2 separate regions of the Homo sapiens genome follow, and region 1 is linked to region 2. The links are chromatin loops, found by intact Hi-C in ENCODE. Cell type or tissue: heart right ventricle. All regions are shown on one strand. Each heading gives the region's core, and the rest is flanking DNA. Links, peaks and the distances in the headings are about the cores only.

Region 1 (12,671 bases), core at 1,799-9,798, 100 kb after region 2:
TTCAGCAAGGAATCTGACAACATTTGATAACTTAATATTTTAGCTGTATAAAAAACTATACTTTCCCCTATTAAATTATCTCAATTCGGCCAGGTGCAGTGGCTCACGTTTGTAATCCCAGCACTTTGGGAGGCTAAGGCAGGCGGATCACAAGGTCAGGAGTTCGAGACCAGCCTGGCCAACATAGTGAAACCCTGTCTCTACTAAAAATACAAAAATTAGCTGGGTGTGGTGGCCCGTGCCTGTAGTTCCAGCTACTCAGGAGGCTGAGGTGGGATAATTGCTTGAACCAGGAAGTGGAGGTTGCGGTGAGCCGAGACTATGCCATTGCATTCCAGCCTGGGTGACAAAGTGAGACTCCGTCTCAAAAAAAAAAAATCTCAAGTCTTCACAATGGCCTTCTAGGCCTTTCATAATCTGGTCTTCCACCCCTCACTACCTTCACTCATTACCTCTAGGATTTCAGCTCCTGCGCTATCTACCCTTACTCATGTAGCCCCAGTTCTAGTGGCCCCCTTGCATCATTCTTGCCTCAGGGTCTCTGCATTTGCTGTTTTCTCTGCCTAAACTACTCTTCTCTTACCTATACTCACGGCTTGTTCCTCCCCTTCCTTTCAATTAATGTTCAAATATTATGTTCTCAGTGAGGCCTTTCCTGACCACCCTATTTAGAATTGTAATGCTTACCACCACCCAGACTCCTTACTTCTTTTTAAAAAAGAAGTTACTCAACTTAACTTTTCTCTTTAGTGTTTTTCCTCTCCTAATATACTTTTTCTTTCTTTTCTTGTTTTTGAGACAGACTGGAGTGCAGTGGCACAACCATGGCCCAAGGCAGCCTCAACCTCCCGGGCTCAAGCGATCTTCCCATTTCATCCTCCTGAGTAGCTGGGACTACAGGCATGTGTCACCATGCCCAGCTAGTTTTTTTTATTTTCTGTAGAGATGGAGTCTTCCTATGTTGCCCAGGCTGGTCACAAACTCCTGGGCTCAAGCAATCCTCCTACCTCGACTTCCCAAAGTGTTGGGATTACAGGTGTGAGCTACCATGCCCAGCCTTTTCTAATATACTTCTAACATAATTCAGTTACTTATTTTGTCTTTCTCCCCATCTAGAATGTGAGCTCTATGAAGGCAAGGATTTTTGTTAGTTTTATTTACTTCTGTACTCGGTGGTGTGCTCATAAATGTTTAACATCTAGCTCAGGGATGGGGGCAACACCCTGATTTGCCGATTTCTGTGGCGTAAATACTTCCACTACGGCCAGTTTCAAGCTACCAACAAAAAGTTACTGAACATAGAGCTGAACAAAATCTGAGAAGAGACAAAACTAATATGTGTGATTGAAGTCAGAAAACAGTTATTCTTGGGAGCAAAAGCCAGCTAGAAGAGAACAGTAGAGGGACTTCTGAGTAGATAGAAATGCTCAGTTTCTTGAAAGGATGCTGGTCACACAGATGTGTTGAGTTTGTGAAAGCTCATCAAAGTCTACACTTGCAATATGTACACTTTCCTGTCTTTATATTATACTTCAAGAAAAAAGGTAAATTTAAAGAATATATAGGGCCAGACACAGTGGCTCACACCTGTAATCCTAGCACTTTCGGAGGCCGAGGTGGGCGTATGACTTGCGGTCAGGAGTTCAAGACCAGCCTGGCCAACATGGTAAAACCTTTTCTCTACTAAAAATACCAAATTAAACGTGGTGGCCCATACCTGTAATCCCAGCTACTCAGGAGGCTGAGGCAGGAAAATCGCTTGAACCTGGGAGGCAGAGATTGCTGTGAGCCGAGATTGCACCACTGCACTCTAGCCTGGGCAACAGAGCAAGACTCTGTCTCAAAAAAAAAAAAAAAAAAAAAAAAAGAATATATACTGAGTGCTCTTTTGACCAGGCATGGTGGCTCACTCTTGTAATCCTAGCACTTTGGGAGACTGAGGTGGGAGGATTACTGGAGCCTGGGAGATGGACATTGCAATGAGCTGGGATTGCGCTACTGCATTCCAGTTTGGGCAACAGAGTCAGACCATGCCTCAAGAAAATTAATTATATTTTTTTTAAAAGGATATATAGTGCCCATTTATGTTCATAAGTTGTAAAATACTTCTCTCACTCCTCCCAGTTTCCAGAGCTCCACCCTTTTGTTACTGAATTTTAAACTCATGGCCTTCGGTCTTTATCTCGTGACAGCGGGTCACCTCTCTAAATACACTTTCATTTAAACTGATGTTCCCATCTCAGCTGATCCAGGTGACTGCAAATGACCGGCTGTACTTGCTGATGGGGTTGCACACTAATGCCTAGACTAGGCCAGCAATATCACATGGCCCTATCATCGTGATCTCTGGCATGTACACCTGACACAGAATGCCAAGTATAAGTTAATGAAAAACAAGAAAAACCAGGGGAGGTGTCTAATAATGTCAAGACTTCTTAAAGAGAAAATATAATTATATAGTTTGTATTTTCAGCAAAAAACTCATGGGGGTCAGGCTACACATTGTTATGAATGTAACATTCCTGCCAAATTGGATACTTGGTATTAATATTTAAATACTGACTTAAAGTCCAGGCTCCGTGGCTCACGCCTGTAATCCCAGCACTCTGGGAGGCCAAGGTTGGTGAATCACCTGAGGTCAGGAGTTCGAGACCAGCCTGGCTAACATGGCGAAACCCCGTCTCTACTAAAATACAAAAATTATCCAGGCGTGGTGGCAGGTGCTTGTAATCCCAACTACTTGGGAGGCTGAGGCAGGAGAATCACTTGAACCCAGGAGGTGGAGGTTGCAATGAGCCAAGATCACACAACTGCACTCCAGCCTGGGCGACAACAGTGAGACTCCACATTAAAAAAACAAACAAACAAAACAAAATAACACACACACACACACACACACACACACAACTGACAAATACTGATTTAAGATGCTAATTTATATTTATTTATTTTTTCATTTTTGAGATGGAGTCTTGCTCTGTTGCCCAGGCTGGAGTGCAGTGGCAAGATCTCATCTCACTGCAACCTCCACCTCCCGGGTTCAAGCAATTCCCCTGCCTTAGCCTCCTGAGTAGCTGGGACTACAGGTGCGCGCCACTGCACCCAGCTGATTTCTGTATTTTTAGTAGAGACGGGTTTCACCATGTTGGCCAGGCTGGTCTCGAACTCCCAACCTCAGGTGATCCGCCTCCCTCAGCCTCCCAAAGTACTGGGATTACAGGCATGAGCCACCGTGCCTGGCTGGTGTCATGGGGAGGCAGAATTGGTTTATTCCTCATTCCTCCTGCACACAATATTTCTTATTCCTTCTGCACATAATAGCAGTGGCTATTAGTGGAATTGCACTATTAGTCAAAAATCCTGAATCTGTTTTCTGCTGAGCAGGCATATTTCATAGAATCATAGTAAAATAGAGCCAGAAAAGTCATGTGGAAAGTATACTGCTGTGTAACAAATGGCATCTTAGAAGTCTAAAATTATCCTTGTGCATCAAAAAGATCTGACTGCATTTACTTGCTTTGGGTGATAGTTTATTAATCTGGAGGCTCCTATAAATAAACAACTTCAGGCTGGGCACAGTGGCTCACACCTGTAATCCCAACACTTGGAGAGGCCAAGGTGAGCAGATTGCTTGAAACCTGGAGTTTGAGACCAGCCTCGAACATGGTGAAACCCCGTCTCTACAAAGAAATACAAAAATTAGCTGGGCGTGGTGGTGTGCACCTATAGTCTCAGCTACTGGGGAGGGTGAGGCAGGAAGATTGCTTGAGCCAAGGAGGCAGAGGTTGCAGTGAGCTAAGATGGTGTCACTGCACTCCAGCCTGGTGACAGAGCGAGACTCTGTTTCAAATAATAATAATAGTAATAAACAACTTTGGTTTAAAAAGCCCAGAGTAGTCTCAATATGTCAATAGTTAATACTGTAGTGCCCAACCAAGAAAATCATATAAATTAATTTACCTGGAGTCAGAGGAGGATTTGATTAATATGTGAATCAATCCACTATGCCAGAAAACTTTGGATATGGATTGGGTTTTGCTTTTTCCAGCAATATCTAAAGTCAACTACTGTTCCTTGCAGCAACACTGATTTATACAGACAATAGCAGCCTTTGGTATACCTCAACACCAAGAACAATGTAACTCTAGCTTACAATTTGTTATCTCTTTTTTTTTTTTTTTTTAAGAGGGATTCTCACTCTGTCACTCAGGCTGTAGTGCAGTGGCATGATCTCAGCTCACTGTAACCTCCACCTCCTGGGTTCAAACGATTCTCCTGCCTCAGCCTCCTGAGTAGCTGGGCCCACAGGCCCACACCACCGCGCCCGGCCAATTTTTGTATTTTTAGGAGAGATGGGGTTTTGCCATGTTGGCCAAGCTGGTCGCGAACTCCTGACCTCAAGTGATCTGCCCACCTCGGCCTCCCAAAGTGCTGGGATTACAGGCGTGAGCCATTAAGCCTGGCCTATTAGTTATTTCTTTAAAATTTGTATTTAAAAACCATTCATACAAAAGAATATATATGTATATAAATAAAATCTCTAAAGTTATCTTATGTACCAGGCTATTTTTATTCATTTTTAGTGTAGAAATATGTCCTGGAGGGAAAAATAATTCAAGCTTTTATCAGTGAAGAAAACCTTGGACTTTTTTTTGAGATGGAATCTCGCTCTGCCACCCAGACTGGAGTGCAGTGGCGCGATCTCAGCTCACTGCGGTCTCCACCTCCTGGGTTTAAGGGATTCTTCTGCCTAAGCCTCCTGAGTAGCTGGGATTACAGGCATGCGCCACCACGCCCAGCTAATTTTTGTATTTTTAGTAGAGACGGGGTTTCACCATGTTGGTCAGGCTGGTCTCGAACTCCTGACTTCGTGATGCACCCTCCTCGGCCTCCCAAAGTGCTGGGATTACAGTTGTGAGCCAATGCGCCCAGCTGAAACCCTTGGACTTTTTAGGCAAATCGAAACCTAAAGAGTTGATTTTGTTTGAAATTAGATCCAGTTATTCTTCAAAAGACGAGTCTTTTTTATGTTTTATAAGACATTTCAGAGGTAATTTAGTCACACTCGAAAATATTCAAAACCACAACACTGGCTTCTTAATTATTAGCAAAATTTCTTAATTTAATAAACATTTATAGAGCACCCACAACTGGATTTAATTTCTGGCACCATTTCTTGCTGGGAGATTTCATATGCATAAATTTCCTTATCTGCAACATGAGACTAATAATTTGTGTCATAAAACTGCTTTAAATGAAGCTAATTAGAAAAAAATAGTAACTTATAAGACATTATAAAACCTTGCATGGCTTTGCATTCAAGTTCTCTTGCTGAGAGCTTATAAAGATTTCCTGGCTGGGTGCGGTGGCTCACGCCTGTAATCCCAGGACTTTGGGAAGCCGAGGCGGGTGGATCACCTGAGGTCAGGAGTTTGAGACTCAGCCTGGCTAACACGGTGAAATCCCATTTCTACTAAAAATACAACAAATTGGCCGGGCGTTGTGGCACGTGCCTGTAATCCCAGCTACAGAAGAGGCTGAGGCAGGAGAATCGCTTGAATCCCAGAGGTGGAGGCTACAGTGAGCCGAGATCGCGTCATTGCACTCCAGCTTGGGCAACAAGAGCAAAACTCGGTCTCAAAAAAAACAAAACAAAACAAAAAAAGATTTCCTAAGGGAAGATGACCAAAGCCTGAGTTTTGGTCTATCACCTTGAGTCCTCCAACTGTGAGCTGTGTGAAATCCTTTCTCCTGAACTTTCCATCTACTGAATACATCTCTTCTGAACTCCCTGCCATTCAAGTCAACATTTCAATTCACCTGTCTTGTAGGAAGTATATACTATGTTTCACTGATTGACACAATTTCAAAGGAGCAGTAGTTCTGTCAAGAGCAGTAATAAATACATGTGAACACGTAAACAGAAGATACAGTGATGAAACCACAGCTGACAGCTTGCCTCTCTGCTCCTAGTCACCTCCTGTGAACCAGGAAGCATTCAAGTCACATGCTTTGCTCAAGAAGAAATGTCTCATAAGCAGGTATCAAGGAGGCAAGCATTTAGCTAAAGTCAGATATTCGGAAAAACACCACCAGGAAACTTGGAGCAGCTTTTTCATCTGTGAACAAGATAATTACTGAGACTGAGGTGGTAACATTGATTATTCCCATTAAAAGGGTAATAAACATATATTTATTTATTTATTTATTTTGAGACAGAGTTTAGCTTCTGTTGCCCAGGTGGAGTGCAATGGCGCAATCTCGGCTCACTGCAACCTCCGCCTCCCGGGTTCAAGTGAGTCTCTTGCCTCAGCCTCCCAAGTAGCTGGGATTACAGGCACCCACCACCACGCCCAGCTAATTTTTTGTATTTTTAGTGGAGACAGGGTTTCATCGTGTTGGCCACACTGGTCTTCAACTCCTGACTTCAGGTGATCCGCCCACCTCAGCCTCCCAAAGTGCTGGGATTACAGGGGTGAGCCACCGTGCCCGGCAAAGGGTAATAAACATATTGTCTCCTAGAAGTTATGTTCAGAGATAGGTATTGACACACAAACCCAAACCCAACAACACAACCAGTAAATGAAAATGGTGGGAACCAGCAATCCCACTTCTGGGTATATATCCAAAGGAAATGAAACCAGTATGTCAGAGATATCTGCATGGCCATGTTCACTGCAGCATTATTCGTAACAGCCAAGATATGGAAACAACCAAATTGCCCATCAATGGATACATGGATTTTAAAATGTGGTAAAGAAGCCAGGCACAAAAAGACAAATACCTCATGATTTCACTTATATGTGGAATCTAAAAAAGTTGAATTCATAGAAGTAGAGAGTAGAATGGTGGTTACCAGAGGCCTACAGGTGCGGGGGGGTGGACAGGGAAAGGGGAGACATTGGTTAAATGGTGCGAAGTTTCAGTTAGACAGGAGGAATAGGTTCTAGGGATCTATTGCACAGCATAGTGACTATAGTTAATAACAATGTATTGTATACAGTATTCAAAATAGCTAACAGAGTGGATTTCAGATGTTCTCACCACAAAGAAATGAAAAGTATTTGAGATGATGAATATGTTAATTAGCCTGATTTGATCATTCCACAATGTATACATGTATTGAAATCACATTGTACCTCGTAAATATATATAATTATTATTTGTCAGGTAAAAATAAAGTAAAGCTTAAAAATAACTCATGAGATATCTTTTCCCACTTTTAGAAAGGAAAATAATGAAGCAATAAGATTTGGTTCATATCCTTGTTGGCTGGAAACTCCTAGAAATTCTTTGAGTTTACCAGTAATAAAGAGTTGATTTCTCTGCTTGAACCCGCGAGGCAGAGGTTGCAGCAAGCTGAGATTGCGCCACTGCACTCCAGCCTGGGCGACAAAGTGAGATGCCATCTCAAAAAAAAAGTTGATTTCTCTATACCAGTAGTTCTATTAGGTACATGATGTTTTAAATTTACATCTCTCTACTGACTAATGATGTTGAGCATCTTTTCATGTGCTTATTTGTCATATGTGCATCGTCTTTGGTGAATTATCCAACTATTTGCTTCATTTTAAAAATTTTTTGTCTTCTTATTTAGTTATAAGAGCTCTTTATATATTCTGGATTCATTTTTGTTGTTGTTGAATGTAGGTTTTGCAAATATTTTCTCCCAGTCTAGGCTATGCTTTCATTCTCTTAACAGTATCTTTCAGAGAGCAGTTTTTATTTTGATGAAACCCAACATATATATATATATATATATTTTTTTTTTTTTTTTTTTTTTTTTTTGAGATGGAGTCTTGACCTGTCACCTAGGCTGCAGTGCAATGGCATGATCTTGGCTCACTGCAACCTCTGCTTCCCGGGTTCAGACGATTCTCCTGCCTCAGCCTCCTGAGTAGCTGGGATTATAGGCACCCGCCACCACACCCAGTAATTTTTGTATTTTTAGTAGAGATGGGGTTTCACCATGTTGGCCAGGCTGGTCTTGAACTCCTGACCTCATGATCTGCCCACTTTGGCCTCCCAAAGTGCTGGAATTACAGGCGTGAGCCACCACACCTGGCCAGTAAATGGTATTTTCTTTTCTTTCTTTAGACAGGGTCTCACTCTGTTGCCCAGGTTGGAGTACAGTGGCTTACTGCAGCCTCAAGCTATTGGGCTCCAGAAATCCTCCCACCTCAGCCTCCTGAGTAGCTGAGACTACAGGTGCATGTTACCATGCCCGTCTAATTTTCGGTTTGTTTTTGTTTTTGTTTTGAGACAGAGTCTTCCTCTGTCGCCCAGTCTGGAGTACACTGGCACGATCTTGGCTCACTGCAAACTCTGCCTCCCAGGTTCAAGAATTCTCTGCCTCAGCCTCCCGAGTAGCTGGGATTACAGGCGCGTGCCACCATGCCCAGCTAATTTTTGTATTTTTAGTGGACACAGGGTTTCACCATGTTGGCCAGGCTGGCCTTGAACCCCTGACCTCGTGATCTGCCCACCTTGGCCTCCCAAAGTGCTGGGATTACTGGCGTGAGCCACCACACCCGGCCACACTCATTTTTTTTTTTTTTTTTTTTGAGATGGAGTTTCTCTCTGTTGCCCAGGCTGGAGCACAGTGGTGTGATCTCAGGTCACTGCAACCCCTGCCTCCGGGGTTCAAGCGATTCTCTTGCCTCAGCCTCCTGAGTAGCTGGGATTATGGGCGCACACCACCATGCCTAGCTAATTTTTGTATTTTTAGTAGAGATGGGGTTTCACCATGTTGGCCAGGATGGTCTCGATCTCCTGACCTCGTGATCCACCCGCCTCGGCCTCCCAAAGTGCTGGGATTACAGGCGTGAGCCACCGGGACTGGCCTGATTTTCATATATTTTTAAATAGAGACAAGGTCTTGCTATGTTGCCCAGGCTGATCTTAAAATCCTGGGCTCAAGCAGTCCTCCCATCTGGGCCTCCCAAAGTGTTGGGATTACAGGCATGAGCCATCGGACCCAGTCATAATCTTAAAAATTGAATTTGTAGCCAGGCCTGGTGGCTCACACCTATAGTCCCAGCACTTTGGGAGGCCCAGAAAGGAGGACTACTTGAGCCCAGGAGTTCAAGGCAGGTGGATCAGCTGAGGTCAGGAGTTCAAGACCAACCTGGGTAACATGGTGAAATGTTACACTACTAAAAATACAACAATTAGCTGGGCATGGTGGTGTGCCCCTGTAATTCCAGCTACTCAGGAGGCTGGGGCAGGAGAATCGCTAGAACCTGGGAGACAGAGGTTGCAGCGAGCCGAGATTGCGCCACTACACTCCAGCCTGGGTGACAAAGTGAGACCCTGTCTCAAAAAAAAAAAAAAAGAAAAGGCCAGGCGTGGTGGCTTACGCCTGTAATCCCAGCACTTTGGGAGGCCAAGGTGGACCGATCACCTGAGGTCAAGAGTTTGAGACCAGCCTGTTTAACATGGTGAAACGCCGTTTCTACTAAAAACACAAAAGATTAGCCGGGCGTGGTGGCTTGTACTTGTAATCGCTGCTACTTGGGAGGCTGAAGCAGGAGAATCACTTGAATCCGGGAGGTGGAGGTTGCAGTGACCCGAGATCGCGCCATTGCACTCCAGCTTGGGCAACAAGAGCGAAACTCCGTCTCAAAAAAAAAAAAAAAAAATGCAGATTCTGATTCTGATCCAGCAGGGGTTTGTTTGTTTGTTTTTTGTCGCCCATGTTGGAGTGCAATGGCAAGATCTCAGCTCACTGCAACCTCTACCTCCCAGATTCAAGCAATTCTCCTGCTTCAGCCTCTCGAGTAGCTGGTTTTACAGGCGCCCGCCATCACACTCGGCTAATTTTTTGTATTTTTAGTAGAGATGGGGTTTACACCATGTTGGCCAGGCTTGTCTTGAACTCCTGCCCTCAGGTGATCTGCCCGTCTCTGCCTCCCAAAGTGCTGGGATTATAGGTGTTAGCCATGGCGCCCAGCCGATCCAGCAGAACTGTACCTATTCCTGGCATGATTACGCATTTCTAACAAGCTTTCAGGTGATGCTCTGATGTTGGTCCAGAGTACATGATTATAGACTTTATTATGAATATCAGTGAAACTAAATAGTCTTCTAGACAGTACAGGGGTCCTCTTAGGAGTTTTCTCAAGAGATTACAGTCACAATGCATCTGCAGTCTGATGGCACAGACATTTGTGTTTGGGCAAGCAGTTCTCCCATTCCTCTCAAGAGTTTATTCAAAACTCTTCAGTAGATGCGTCACTTGGTCCCACTTTCACCACCCACCTCAGCCTCCCGAAGTGCTAGGAATACAGGCATGAGCCACTGCACTCAGCGCATATGTCTTATTTCCAATTATCTAGGGATTTTCCAGACATCTTTTTGTTATTGATTTCCAATTCTCTTGTGGTCAAAGAACATACTTTGTATGATTTAAAACCTCTTAAACTTGGCCAGGCGCGGTGGCTCACGCCTGTAATCCCAGCACTTTGGGAGGTTGAGGCGGGCGGATCACAAGTTCAGGAGATTGAGACCATCTTGGCTAACACGGTGAAACCCCATCTCTACTAAAAATACAAAAAATTAGCCGGGCGTGGTGGCAGGCGCCTGTAGTCCCAGCTACTCGGAAGGCTGAGGCAGGAGAGTGGTGTGAACCCGGAAGGCGCAGCTTGCAGTGAGCCAAGATTGTGCCACTGCACTCCAGCCTGGGTGACAGAGCGAGACTCCGTCTCGAAAAAAAAAAAGAAAACAGAAAAAAAAACCTCTTAAACTTATCAAGATGTGTTTTATGGCCAAATAGTTTATTTGGTAAAGGTCCTGTGTACCCTTAAAATTATGTAGTTGTTGGGTGGAGAGTTCTATAAATGCCAATTAGGTCAAGTTGGTCAATGGTGTTGATCAAGTCTTCTGTATCCCTGCTGATTTTCTGCCTACTTGTTCTTTCAATTATTAAAAGATTTTACTTGAAATCTTTAACTGTAATTATGAATTCATCTATTTTTCCTTTCAGTTTAATTCGTGTTGGAGCATGGGATTTATGTTTCATTTTAATTTCTCAGATCACTCTAATATGCAGCCAGCGTTGAGGGACATTGCTTTAAGCCAATGGTTCTCAAACTTCAGCATACATCAGAATCACACAGGGAACTTGTTATTAATAGAATAGATTGATGGACGCTACTCCCAGAGTTTGTGGGGTGAGGTCCAAGAATTTGCATTTCTTTCTTTTTTTTTTTTTTTTTTTTTTTTAGTACAGACGGGGTTTCACCATGTTAGCCAGGATGGTCTCGATCTGCTGATCTCGTGATCCACCCGCCTCGGCCTCCCAAAGTGCTGGGATTACAGGCGTGAGCCACCGCACCCGGCCAAGAATTTGCATTTTTTATAGTTCCCAGGTATTTCTGATATGCTGATCCAGGAGCCACACTTTAAGAATCACAGTCTAAGCCAACATTTCTCAACCTTAGCTGCATATTAGAATCATCTGGGGAGCTTTAACAATCCTGATTCACCACACAACCCAGATCCATCCGCTTTTAAGGAATAGAATGTGAGGCAAGTTTCCACTAAGCAGTTCTCTACTTGACTTTTCCCTTTGGCTTAGTGATTTTGGGGTCCCAAGATTTATTTTCCTTTCACAAGTTCCAGCACTTTGGGAGGTAGGCAGATCACCTGAGTGCAGGAGTTCAAGACCAGCTGGTAACACAGCGAGACCTCATCTCTACAAAAAAAATACCAAAATTAGCCAGTCGTGGTTGTGCATGCCTGTAGTCTCAGCTACCCAGGAGGCTAAGGTGGGAGAATCACCTGAGCTGGGAGGTCGAGGCTGCAGTGAGCCGAGATCGTGCCACTGCACTTCAGAGCCTGGGGCACAGAGTGAGACCCTGTCTCAAAAAATAAAAACAAACAAAAACTAGAGCTCTTCTGATAGCCCAAGAGCCAGTTTAGAGATTCACTAGGCAAAGGGCCACGAGAGGCAGATGGGAATATTTAGAGATGAAGTCATCCAGTCCATACAGCTATTCTATAAAAGGGGAACCTAGGCTGGGCACGGTGGCTCACGCCTGTAATCCCAGTACTTTGGGAGGCTGAGGCAGGCAGATCACCTGAGGTCAGAAGTTCAAGACCAGTCTGGCCAATATGATGAAACCCCGTCTCTACTAAAAATACAAAAATTAGCTGGGTGTGTTGGTGGGCACCTGTATTTCCAGCTACTTGGGAGGCTGAGGTAGGAGAATCGCTTGAACCTGGGAGGCGGGGGTTGCAGTGAGATGAGATCATACCATTGCACTCCAGCCTGGGCAACAGGAGTGAAACTCCATCTCAAAACAAAAAGAAAAGGAGGGGGTGGGGAACCTGGCTTGCTGTGGGCAACTAGAAAGTATGAAAATAGTCCAGAATTGATAGGCAGCAGATGAGGCAGTTCTTACCTCACTGTGCCCCTAAGCTTCAGACCAACCCACATAGCCATTGACAGCAGATATTTGCACTTGGATATCCTAAAAGCATTTCAAACCCACTTCCAAAAGTATTCCCCCCGACCCATTTATCCCATCAACCCCCACCTACTTCGCCTTTGGCACCCAACTCAATAAATAGCCGAGGGCAAGAACCCGGGAATCATACCTCTCCCTTTATCTCCATGTCTTCAAAGTTACCAAATTCTGCTACAAGTCTTTTAGATCCATCTCCTCCTC
Region 2 (12,671 bases), core at 2,196-10,195:
ACAGACTGGAAGGGTGAGGTATGGTTTTGGGATGAAACTTCCACCACAGATCATCAGGTATTAGATTCTCATAAAGAGCATGCAACCTAGATCCTTCACATGTGCAGTTCACAATAGGGTTTGCACTGTTATAACAATCTAATGCTGCTACTGATCTGACAGGAGGTGGAGCCCAGGCAGTAATGCCCGCCTCCTGCTCACCGCCATTGCCATCACCTCCTGCTGTGTGACCTGGTTCCTAACAGGCCAGGGACCGGTACCTGGAACCGGGTGATTCTTTGTTGTGCAAACATCATAGAGCACACTTAAATAAATCTAGCTGCTGGCCAGGCGCAGTGGCTCACGCCTGTAATCCCAACACTTTGGGAGGCCGAGGCGGGCAGATCACGAGGTCAGGAGATCGAGACCATCCTGGCTAGCACGGTGAAACCCCGTCTCTACTAAAAATACAAAAATCAGCCGGATGTGGTGGTGGGCGCCTTTAGTCCCAGCTACTCGGGAGGCTGAGGCAGGAGAATGGCGTGAACCCGGGAGGCTGAGGTTGCAGTGAGCCGAGATTGTGCCACTGCACTCCAGCCTGGTCGACAGAGTGAGACTCTATCTCAAAAAAAATAAAATAAAATAAAATAAAAATAAAATAAATCTAGATGCTTACTACACACCTGGGCTATGTGATATATCTTATTGCTCTTAGGCTACAAACCTATACAACATGTTACTGTACTGAATACTCTAGGGAATTGTAACACAATAGTGTCTGTGTATATAAACATATCTAAACATAGGAAAGGTACAGTAAAAATACAGTATTATAATCTTAAGGGACCACTGTCATATATGTGTTCATCATTAATTAAAGAGTCCTTGGCCGGGGGCAGTGGCTCATGCCTGTAATCCCAGCACTTTGGGAGGCCAAGGCTGGCAGATCACCTGAGGTCAAGAGTTTGAGACCAGCCTGACCAACATGGAGAAACCCCATCTGTACTAAAAATACAAAATTATCCGGGCGTGGTGGCACATGCCTATAATCCCAGCTACTAGGGATGCTGAGGCAGGAGAATCGCTTGAACCTGGGAGGTGGAGGTTGCGGTGAGCCGAGATCGTGCCATTGCACTCCAGCCTGGGCAACAAGAGTGAAACTCCGTCTCAAAAAAAAAAAAAAAAAAAAAAAAAGAGTCCTTATGCAGTGCATGACTGTATTAGGAAGTCTGATTGTGAGACCTGACCGGCAGCTTGTCTACTCTGTCCTCACCCTCATTAAAGCTGATGCTTTTATTTCCGTCTGTCTGATTTTTGTGTCTGTTTCTCAAAAGGAATTCAGATGGGTAACAGCTGTTATTTATTTGTCTCTCCAAGGCCCCCAAATCAAGACTAAGTAGCCCTGCCACTGAAAAGGTTGAAAATCAGTGAAAAATGCAAATAAATGACTCTAGTAGAAGACTAAATTCATTGTATGCCCTTGAGCAAGGGTTGAGCTCCTCAGTCAAAGAAGAGAGTCACCTTTTCCAGAAGAGAATGCAGCTCAAGGGGAATGCAGGTGGGGCAGTGAAGGAGAAAGAGATTCCTAGAAGCCTCGAGTGGGGGAACCAGCATCACTACCAGATTCCCTCATGTCTGCAGTGTGAAGTGGTGGCAAGAGCCCCCCACATTGGGACCCAGAAAACCTGTGATAAAATCCAAGCTGTTTTCAGATGTGTAGCCTTTACCATTTTGAGCCTCAGTTTTCTTATTTCTAAGTAAGCATAAATATCTTCCTGCCTACCCTATAGGGTTACTGTGAAATTACATTTATATCATGTATATGAATGTTCATGTATATACTGGAAAGCAAAATAAAAATATAAAATAGCATGAAAAAAGTAGTGAGGAGAAGGTACTTGATATTTTGTGATAGAAGTGCTGGATATTTCCCATTTGCTCACCCAACTCTACTTTCTACTCTGATCCATATCCTAAAGGCTGAATTGTCTGAATTGCATCACTGGGTTCCCTTGCCTTTCGGCTGCTGGTTGAGTTTAAAAAGGAGCAACAGAAGGAATTGGATAGGGGTAGATTTTGATGATTAGATTCTCTTGGTACGTCCCTGCTGGATCTCCCATGTTGGCTGCATCTCTCTGTGGAGGGCACAGCTTGTGTCAAATTGCCAAACTGCCTTTTTTTTTTTTTTTTTTTGGCAATCACCCAGGCTGTAGTGCAGTGGCACAATCGTAGCTCACTGCAGCCTTGACCTTGTGAGTTCAAGCAATCCTCCCACTCTCAGCCTCCCGAGTAGCTGGGACTACAGGCATGTACCACCATGCCCAACTTCCTTAAGTAGAGACAAGGTCTTGCTATGTTGCCCAGGATGGTCTTGAACTCCTAAACTCAAACAATCCTCCTGCCTCAGCCTCCCACAGTGCTGGAACTACAGGCGTGAGCTACACCTCTGGCCCCAAATTGCCTTCTCCACACAGTTTTCTCTCCAGACCAGTAGCATTGCCATCATCAGGGAATTTATGCAAAATGCAAATATTTTAGTCCTACCCCAGACCTACTGAAGCAGAAACTCCAGGGTGAGGCTGAGTAATCTGTGTTGTAATAAGTCCTCCAGGTAATTCTGATGCATACTAAAGCTTGAAAACTGCTTGCTGTTGGAAGGGATTACTCCCTCTCATTTGCTCGCAGTAACTAACCCTAGAATACTGCCCAATTCCTTGCTGCTTCCCCAGAACTCTTTTACCTTTGTAAATAGTCCTTTTTATTATACTCTCCTCAAATTACTCATTTTCTTTTTCTTTTTTCTTTATTTTTTTAGGCTCTTTCTTTGAATTCTAAAAATTATTCATTTTAAATACGCCATCATTTCCTGTAGGACTCTGATGTTGAGATCTCAGAAATAAGACAAGTAACTGCTTTGTATTACACCTGCGTAAAGGACAGGCACACTGATCAAGGTGAAAGAAAAAATGTCTGTCAATGAGATACCTAAATAAGATTTAGTTTAAGATCATTGTGGGCTACACAGTCCCAAAATCTTTTAGGCCAAAGCTCACAGTGAGTCTCTGTGTTTCAGGAAATGTCTCCATTTGGTAAACTAAGAAATGATGTAACATCCTTGCAAGACATATGACTAAAATCTGAGGTTTCTGTGTGGGCTTTGGCTGTAATTTTGGTTTCTACCAAGGGCTTTAGTCTGAAGAGGAAAGCACTAAAATAAATTGCTACTTGCAAAAAGAAGCTGCTGGTATTTCTTTCCTTTGGCGAAGACCAAAGCTATAGTGAGCTAAATTCATATCATTTATTTTTCATCCAGTATAAAAGTTATATGGGCCAAGACATAACATTTGAGCAGCTGTAGAAGTTTAAAGGGTCAGTGTGACTTAAGTGTATAATGCCCAAGACAAAGAGACACTGTTTTAGGTGTTTGTTTCCTCAAGTCTCTTGTCATAGAGACTCCTCTTGTGTCCAGGGCATAAATAAATCCAAGGCAGAAATATTTAACAGAGGTTGGGAAGAAAGCCTAGAGTAGAAATTGAGACGCCCCGCCCCAGCAAGTCATTTCCTTTGGAAATATAAGGGTTAAGCAGCCTGGAGTCAGGCTAAGAAAGAGGCTTTGGGAAAATTTAGGCCAAAGTGTTAACTCAGGTTTTTCTCACCTTTGTGGATTGAGTCCATTGCTTTTGCCTACAAATGAATAAACTGTTCTTTTTTTTTTTTTTTTTTTTTTTTTGAGATGAAGTCTCGCTCTGTTGCCCAGGCTGGAGTGCAATGGCACAATCTCAGCTCACTGCAATTCCGCCTCCCAGGTTCAAGTGATTCTCCTGCCTCAGCTTCCCGATTAGCTGGGATTACAGGCACCTGCCACCATGCCTGGCTAATTTTTGTATTTTTAGTAGAGACAGGGTTTCACCATGCTGGCCAGGCTGGTTTCGAACTCCTGACCTCAGGCAATCCACCCGCCTCAGCCTCCCAAAGTGCTGGGATTATAGGCATGAGCCACCATGACCGGCCGAAGAAACTGGTTTTCAAAGCAGTATCTCTTGTTTCTGCCTCATGATTTATTTATTCAGTCAGTAAGAGCTGGACCCTGAAAAATGGTGAAGTTGGCTAAACTTATCTTCACATTTTTTCCTTAATCCATTAAAAAAAAATTTTTTTTAAAACAATTTCTCTCACCACACCACACACACACACACACACACACACACACACACACACCCCCAATACCTGGTGCTTTGAAGCCGTAACCTGTCTGTTCACGGCTACCACTTGAACCAGCATCCCAGATTTCCCCCTTTGAACTATTGTAGAGTACAGTCAGAATTTAAAGGAATAAGATCCTAACCCTCATGGTCTGTTACAGACATGATTATCTGATTAGCCCTGATGGGCAACGGCTTGATGCTAGAAATCCTCTCACCTAAGGCAGCCCAGTGGAGTGGACCAATCAGGAACCGAAGGCTTTATTAGCTGTGTGACCTTGGGCAAGTTACATAGATTCTTGGGGTTGAAAGGAACCAATGCTTTAATACATAACACCTCACTGAGGTGTAATCCATCTTCTATGTCATTTTCTTCTGAAAATAACTTCTACTACTTCTTCAGCACTTCCTATGGGCCAGGGCCTAGGCAAAGTATGTGCTATACATTATCACTAGTCCTGAAAGTAACCCAGCAAGTGGTTAGTACCAGTCGCATTTTACAGATGTAGAAAGTGAAACTCGATTGAGTGACATAATTCATCCAAGTAAGTGGCAGAGCCAGGATTCATACCCAATTACCTTTAGTCCCAAAGTTGAAGCTGTGTGATTTTCCTAAGAGATCCAATTCTTACCCTATAATTGAAGCATCATTTTTAATGAGCTAAATTCTGTCTTCCTCTAACTCTGGCTCATCACCCCTCTGGGTATGGTGAGCAAAGTTTGCTTCCTCTTCCACATGCCACTCCTTCAGATATTTGAAGACTACAAACTACTTCGACCACCCTGAAATTGTTCGACTTTTCTTCCTACAAATGTTTAAAGTCCCTTAACTGTCCTGGTGATTCCCCTTCACTTTGTCTCTGTCCCATTTAAAAAAAAAAGAAAAGAAAAAAACCTGAAGCTTAAGATACATACAGAAAACTGCACGAATTATAAATATACTGTGCAATTAACTTTTACACGTGAACACTACTTGGTCAAGAAACAGAAATATTACCAGAACCCTAGAAGTTTATGCTACTTTTTTATCTCTGCCTCCCCCAGAAGTAACCACCATCCTGACTTCTAACATGTGAATTATATCAATAGAATCACACAGTATGCACCATTTTGTATCTGGCTTCTTTTGCTCAACATTGTAAGAGTTATCCATGTCATATTGTGTGTAGCTATACTTGATTCATTCTCATTGCTTTCTGTGTACTTTTTTAAAAACTGGTAAAATAGACATAACATAAAGTTTACCATCTTAACTATTTTCAAGTGTACAGTTCAGTAGTATTGAGTATATTCACATTGCTCTATTACCATCACCACCATCCATCTCCAGAATTTTTTCATCTTCCCAAATCAAAACTCTATACTTTAAGCAATAACTCTCCATTTGCCTCTCCACTGAGCCCCTGGAAACCACATTTTACTTTCTGTCTCTATGAATTTGACTATTCTAGGTGCCTCATATGAATGTAATCATACAGTATTTTCTCTTTTGCAGCTGGCTTATTTTTCACTTAGCATAATGTCCTCAAGTTTCCTCTATGTTGTAGCACATGTGAGAATTTCCTCCCTTTGTAAGACTGAATAATATTCCATGATATGGATATACCACATTTTGTTTGATTCTGTGTATTTTTTTTTTTTTTTGAGACAGAGTCTCACTCTGTTGCCCAGGCTGGAGTGCAGTGGTGCGACCTTGGCTCACTGCAACCTCTGCCTCCCAGGTTCAAGCGATTCTCCTGCCTCTGCCTCAGCCTCCCAAGTAGCTGGGACTAAAGGCATGCGCCACCATGCCTGGCTAATTTTTGTATTTTTTGTACATATAGGGTTTCACCATGTTGGCCAGGCTGGTCTCAAACTCCTGACCTCGAGTAATCCACCCACCTCAGCCTCTCAAAGTGCTGGGATGACAGGCGTGAGCCACTGCGCCCATCCGATTCTGTGTACTTTTTAAAGCATGTTGCCTAAATGGGATTCAGTGTCCCCAGGTCTAGCATAAGCAGGTGCTTTGCACAGTCACCACTGCTCTGATATACTTTTTAAAAATTGCTTCCAAGTCTGGCTCCCCTCTAGACAGAGTGCCCCTTATGTGTTATCCATCTTTGTTTCCCCAGCACCCTACTCCAAGTAGAAACTCAGTGAATGATATCGTTAATAAATGAATGAAAGTATAACAACCCCATGAATTTCCTTTCATTTTACCTCTTGCCTTCTTTAACATCTCTGATTTTGTGACAGACTTGCACTTAACAAGGCTCTTTAACGACCTATTCCAAAGGGTTTTCTAACAAAAACAACAGTAATTTTTAAAAATACATTTTTGTGTTCTGGTTTATGTAACTTCATCTTATGCTCTTGGTATCCCTGTGAGGTAATCTAAGAATGTAAGGCTCTGCACAAGAGATGCCTGCACAAGGATGTAGGAGACGGACTTGCAAAGTGGTTCACTAAGGTATTCTCCGTTAGTAGGAGGTTTGCCAACCGAATTTCTTTCATTCCACATCTGCGATGAGGCAGGGTGAATTGGCAGATTTCCCCAATCCGAAAGGAAGCTGCAATTCCCAACTCAGTCACTAGATGGCTACGTAACTGCATCCAGAGGGGACAGACAAGGAAAACAACTCCGTCCCAGAACCAGAATCCACCCAGAACCAGAATCGTCCCAAAGTGGCAGTAAACCAAATTAGCCTTTTTTTGGGAGCTTTCTAGATGTAAAATGGTTAGGAGGTGCTGAGTATTCTGAAATACACCGTGAGGGCATTACACTGAAAATGCTACTCATTCTGTTCCTGGATAAGTTAAAAGAATAACCGTAATATTTTTATCCTCCATCTTGTGGCTTTTTTTTTTATCTTACTCTTTCCTCTCTTCGTTCTCCCTCATCCATCAGAATTCATAAGAAGGGGCACAAGGGCAAATTTCCTTCTTTTTTTTTTTGTTTTGTTTTGTTTTGTTTTGTTTTGTTTTGAGACGAAGTCTTGCTCTGTCGCCCAGGTTGGAGTGCAATGGCGCGATCAACCTCTGCTTCCCAGCTTCGAGCTATTCTCATGTCTCAGCCTCCCGAGTAGCTGGGATTACAGGCGTGTACCACCATGCCGGGCTAATTTTTGTATTTTTAGTAGAGAAGTGCTTTCACCATGTTAGTCAGGTTGGCCTCGAACTCCTGACGTGAGGTGATCCACCCGCCTCAGCCTCCCAAAGTGCTAGGATTACAGGCGTGAACCACCGCGCCCGGCCTAAGGGCAAATTTTTTATGATCCCATTACTGAAACACACTTAAAATGTATCAAGGGACAGTAAGTTTACAAGTTAATCAGTAGCTCTCCAGGTGGAATTTTTAAAGGAGACCAAGTTTACGGTTTTATGAAAGAAAACACCCTCACAAGTTTCAAGAACATTTGGAAACTTCTGTATCAGATCAGATAAAAATCCATACAAATAGGTATTCTTTCCTTGATAATTGCTGTAACATTATGTGTATATGACTCCAGATGTTTTTTTCTTTTTTATTTTTATTTTTTATTTTTTTGAGACGGTGTCGCCCAGGCTGGAGTGCAGTGATGCGATCTTGGCTCACTGCAACCTCTGCCACCCAGGTTCAAGTGATTCTCCTGCCTCAGCCTCCCGAGTAGCTGGGACTACAGGCACACACCACCACGCCCAGCTAATTTTTGTATTTTTAGTAGAGACAGGGTTTTACCATGTTGACCAGGATGGTCTTGATCTCTTGACCTTGTGATCCACCTGCCTCGGCCTTCCAAAGTGCTGGGATTACAGGATTGAGCCACCGCACCCAGTCCAGGTGTTTTTTTCAAAGTACATAGTAGCATACGTTTCTTTATAAAAATAAAAACTAGCATTTAGAAATAATCTTTACAATTTTATTATAAAAAGAACTATTGATCAAACTGAAGACTGAGCTCTGATTTTTTTATTTTGCCCAAATTCCTACCTAAGGAGTCTAGGAAGTCATGCACTACAAACCATAAATTCTCATCAAATGGGTTTTATTTGACCCTATATATCGTGACACACTTTTCATTCTAACTCTGGCATAACACTATGAGACAAGGAAAAAATATTTAACCCCAAAATATATTTCCTTGCCATACCTTGAAATTGCCCTGCAAAGTGTCTTGTGGGAAAAATCCACATTTCCCTTTTGTTTTCCTTTTCTTTCCAGATCCTGGAGATAATCAACTAAGAGCCAGGCACCCTTTTAGGTCTGATAAGAAACATTTTACAACCTGCTTTCTCTCTGAACTCTGCTATCTGAGAGATTCCTCTGCACTCTGCATAATAAAACCTGGTCTCTATGATCCTTTTTCTTTTCTTTTTTTTTTTTTTTTTTGAGACAGAGTTTCACTCTTGTTGCCCAGGCTGGAGTGCAATGGCACGATCTCAGCTGACCGCAACCTCCACCTCCTGGGTTCAAGCGATTCTCCTGCCTCAGCCTCCCGAGTAGCTGGGATTACAGGCATGTGCCACCACACCTGGCTAATTTTGTATTTTTAGTAGAGATGGGGTTTCTCCATGTTGGTCAGGCTGGTTGCAAACTCCCGACCTCAGGTGATCCGCCCACCTCAGCCTCCCAAAGTGCTGGGATTACAGGCGCAAGCCACCACGCCACAGCCTCTATGATCCTTTTTCTTAACTTGAACATTCCTTTGCATTAACCCCAGGTCTTCAGGTGAACTCAACCAATTGTCAACCAGAAAATGTTTAAATTTACTTATAGCCTGGAAACCCCCGCTTTGAGGTGTCCCACCTTTCGGAACCAAACCAATGTATTTCTTAAATGTATTTGATTGATGTCTCATGCCTCCCTAAAATATATAAAACCGAGCTGTACCCCGACCACCTGGGTCATATGTTCTCAGGACCTCCTAAGGGCTGTGTTATAGGCCATGGTAACTTATATATGGCTCAGAATAAATCTCTTCAAATATTTTACAGGGTTTGACTCTTTTCACCGACAATAATCTGGTGCCCAACATTGGGCCTCGGAGAAGACTCAGGACCCTGAAGGAGTTGCCCAAAACTGGAGCTAAGGTACCAGCAGGAGCCCATTGAAGCCTCACCGAATTCGAGCTTCTCCTTCGGTGGAACTGGGAAGTTCTCCTGAGCCCCAACCTCCTGTTTTGGTTGATGGTCCTTGATTTATTCTAAGCTGATTTTTTCCTCTCTGTCTTTTCTCCTAGGAAGTTGGTTAAAATCTTAATTTTAGTTTCAGAAGTGCATTCAAAAGGATCTTTCTCCATTGCCTTTTCTCTCAAAATTAATCTCAATTGGCTTGTCTGTGCACACTTTGCGTGAGGAACTGAACTGTTGTTTTTCATAAGTAAGTGAGAGACTGAGTTCCTCAGCTCTGAAGTGAAAGGGCATTTTGCTCCTCCCAGCTGAAAGGCACCTCTGGGTGACCGGGGGCCTCGTGGGAGTGTCTGCGGAGGGCGGGGGGCGGGGGGGGTTGATCCCCTGTAATGTGCAGCGGCCCTATAGGAAACTCTCCAACAAATATTAATTTAAAAAGGCTCATCCAGGAAATGCACATAAGGGCTGATCACCCAGCGTCTTGAGCCCTCTCAGAGGTGATAGACCTCTGAAGAGAGAAATTGAGACATGTAAGAGTGTAGAAATAACTCAGTGGTGACACACTGTGGAGTGCTACTGACAGGCAGCACATATCGATCCACCACACAAAAACCTTAGTCCGCAGGTCAGTTCCCTAAAAAAAAAAAAAAACAAAAAAGATAGGAAATAAATCCTCCAAAAAAGAGGAAAGGCAAGGAGAGTGGCCCCCTGTGGGCACTCCAACTGAGTTTATGTTTAATAATTGTGGTGCCTTTACTTGCAATTATTTATGTAAATGGAAAGATCTTACTAAAGATGACCTAGGTTTAAGGTTTCCAAAATAGGGAACTTTGATATTCCTAAATTGGCTTTCCTGCATGCTAGATTAGACAAATTAGGCTCCCAAATCAAAGAAAATGAATGGCAATCGTACTTTAGCTGGCATCTAGAATCATCAAAAAGAGGGAAAGATAAGCTTGCCTTCCTCCAGGAAGTTAATTTAAAAATTTTTGAAACTGTTTCAGAATTTAAAAAAACCAGTAAAAGTCACTTCTGAAATCAGGAAGGCTCCAGAAACTGACTCCCCTTCTGCTCCTCCTGACCCTCTACTCTCTGAACTTCCTTATCCAGACAATTTCATTTTTCCTCCTCCTTTCCCTCCTCCCTTGCCTCAAACCACAGGGGGACCAGAAATAGCTGCAGAAAATAATATAGTAGTTGCTCCTTTTAGAGTAAAACCCATAAGCAGAGGGGATTCTAACATAATATATGCCCCCTGGACCAAATCATAGTTAAGTCCCTGGTATCTGGATTCCTCAATCCGATTGAAGATCCCTTTGGGTTTGCTTAGGAATTCCAGTTAAGTCTTAAGATTTATGACCCAGGGTTCTCTGACCTATATCAGCTGATTCAGTTACTGGTCTCCAAAAACAAAGCTGAAGAATGGTTTAGAGTAGCAGATTGGAAACAGCCTTTAGAAGATTTTGACAAAATAGATGCAACTGGAAGAGAGAAATGCAGAGAGCTCTGCAATCACCTCTGTGACACTGTACCACAGATATTCCCCAAGGTTATAGATTGATAGATTGAGCAAAGGTGCAACAATGTAAAATACACCCAAACGAGATCATGCCTGACTTTTATATCAGGTTTGAAAAGACATTCAAAGAGTTTTCAGGAATACCTCCTGAAAACTTTGAGCACGGTAAAAGTGACAACTTACTCAATTCTGAGTTTATTCAAGGTTTAGATAAAGAGTTAGCAACCCTAATAAAGAAGAATAATGTGACTTGGGCTTCCTTTCCCACTAGCCACCTAGTCACCCTAGCTGACCAGTTGTCACAAGCAATCATTAAGAAAGAAAAGGAAATAGTCTCTAAAATTATAAGTTTACAACTAAAACAACTTAGTAACCAAGTTGGGAGTTTGCAAGGGTCCCATGGTCTCCAGAGATCTAAGCAACCCCAAGAGGAAGCAATTTGCCACTATTGCAAAAAGAAAGGACATTTTTTAAAATAATGTAAAAAACTTAAATGGGTGCTTGCTCAACATGGGCAAAGGACCCCAAAGGAAGGCACCAGAACAACTCAAAAATCAGAATAAGGATGCTCTGAGGGAATAGAGAGGGTTTTCCCCCTACTTCTAACTAATGCTTTAGGAGAAGTAGAAATATCCATAAATGGGGAAAATATCAAAGCCCTTGTCGACATCAGCACTACACTGTCAGTCTTCAACCCTACCTTGATTAAAAACCCTCTCCCTTGGAGTAAAGAAAAAGTACACATGGTAGGGGTTTCAAACTCTCCTATTACAGCCTTTAAATCAAATCCCCTTCAATTTCAACTAGGAGAACTAGTGAGGGATCACATTTTTCTTATAGTAGATAGTGTCACACACACACCTGCTGGAACGGGATTTCCTAGAGACCCATAATGCTCATATCTCATTTTCACAAAAGGGAGAAATTATTCTCAACTTGGGAGACTTACAAAAACCCACATGTAGTATTGTGCTTGGGAAAGTCAATCAAGATTCTGGACAGGAAGAATTAGAGCCTTTCTTATCTAAAGTACCAGACTCCTTATGGGCAAGCTCTTCCACAAATATTGGGAGAATTAAGTCAGCAGTCCCTATAGAGATAACCATAAATAAATCCAAACCTCTGCCAAATGTGAGGCAGTATCTCCTTAGACCTGAAGCCTTCCTAGGAATCAAACCAATCATTCAGGACTATTTAGACAAAGAACTCATAGTACCCTGCACCAGCCCCTGTAGTACACCAGTCCTCCCAGTTAAAAAGCCAAATGAGAAAGGCTGGAGATTTGTTCAAGACCTAAGAGCTATAAATAAAATAATAGTTCCTAGACACCCTGTTGTTCCTAACTCCCACACCTTACTGTCCAATATTCCTATCACTGCAGCCACCTCTCTGTTATTGATTAATGTAGTGCATTTTTCAGCATACCTGTAGAGCAAAATAGCCAGTATCTTTTCCCTTCCACTTGGGACAATCACCAATACACATAGACAGTCTTACCCCAGGGCTACTCTGAAAGTCCTACTTATTTTTCTCAAATACTAAAGGCAGATTTCGATGACATTGAGTTTCCAAATGAATGTACTCTAACTCAGTATGTGGATGATTTATTGTTCGTCCTCCCTACCAAAATGCAGAGAAGATACAGTCCTTAAACAGCTTGCTTTTAAGGGACACAAAGTGCCAAAAGATAAATTACAATTTTGCCTCCCCCAAGTTAAATATTTGGGACATATGATTTCCCCAAGGGGGCTTTTAATAAACCCTAAGAGAATCTCTGCTGTTATGACATTTCCCCTGCCCAAAACTAAAAAACAATTAAGAGGCTTCTCACAGTTAACAGTCTATTACAGGAGCTGGATTCCGTACTACTGCTTAATTGCTCA

The links. Peaks named below come from ENCODE experiments on the same cell type or tissue, not always from the same donor. Only the 100,000 strongest peaks of a DNase experiment are listed, where the experiment ranks them.
Region 1: it touches region 2 in a loop (2.3-fold over the local background); 59 of 110 quality-filtered maps call a loop at or near these places.

Annotation. Positions count from the first base shown.
Region 1 is chr15:50,767,921-50,780,591 of GRCh38, reverse strand. No RefSeq gene overlaps it. Among named protein-coding and RNA genes, the nearest start is that of SPPL2A, 8.6 kb to the right of the region's middle. In heart right ventricle, for the core only: no CTCF peak of the experiment used is centred there; no DNase peak of the experiment used is centred there.
Region 2 is chr15:50,871,190-50,883,860 of GRCh38, reverse strand. No RefSeq gene overlaps it. Among named protein-coding and RNA genes, the nearest start is that of AP4E1, 31 kb to the left of the region's middle. RefSeq lists a silencer at 1,523-1,692 and an enhancer at 4,656-4,825. In heart right ventricle, for the core only: CTCF peaks have their summits at 6,529 and 6,752; a DNase peak (open chromatin) is centred at 6,740; H3K4me3 peaks cover 1,461 bases; H3K27ac peaks cover 1,234 bases.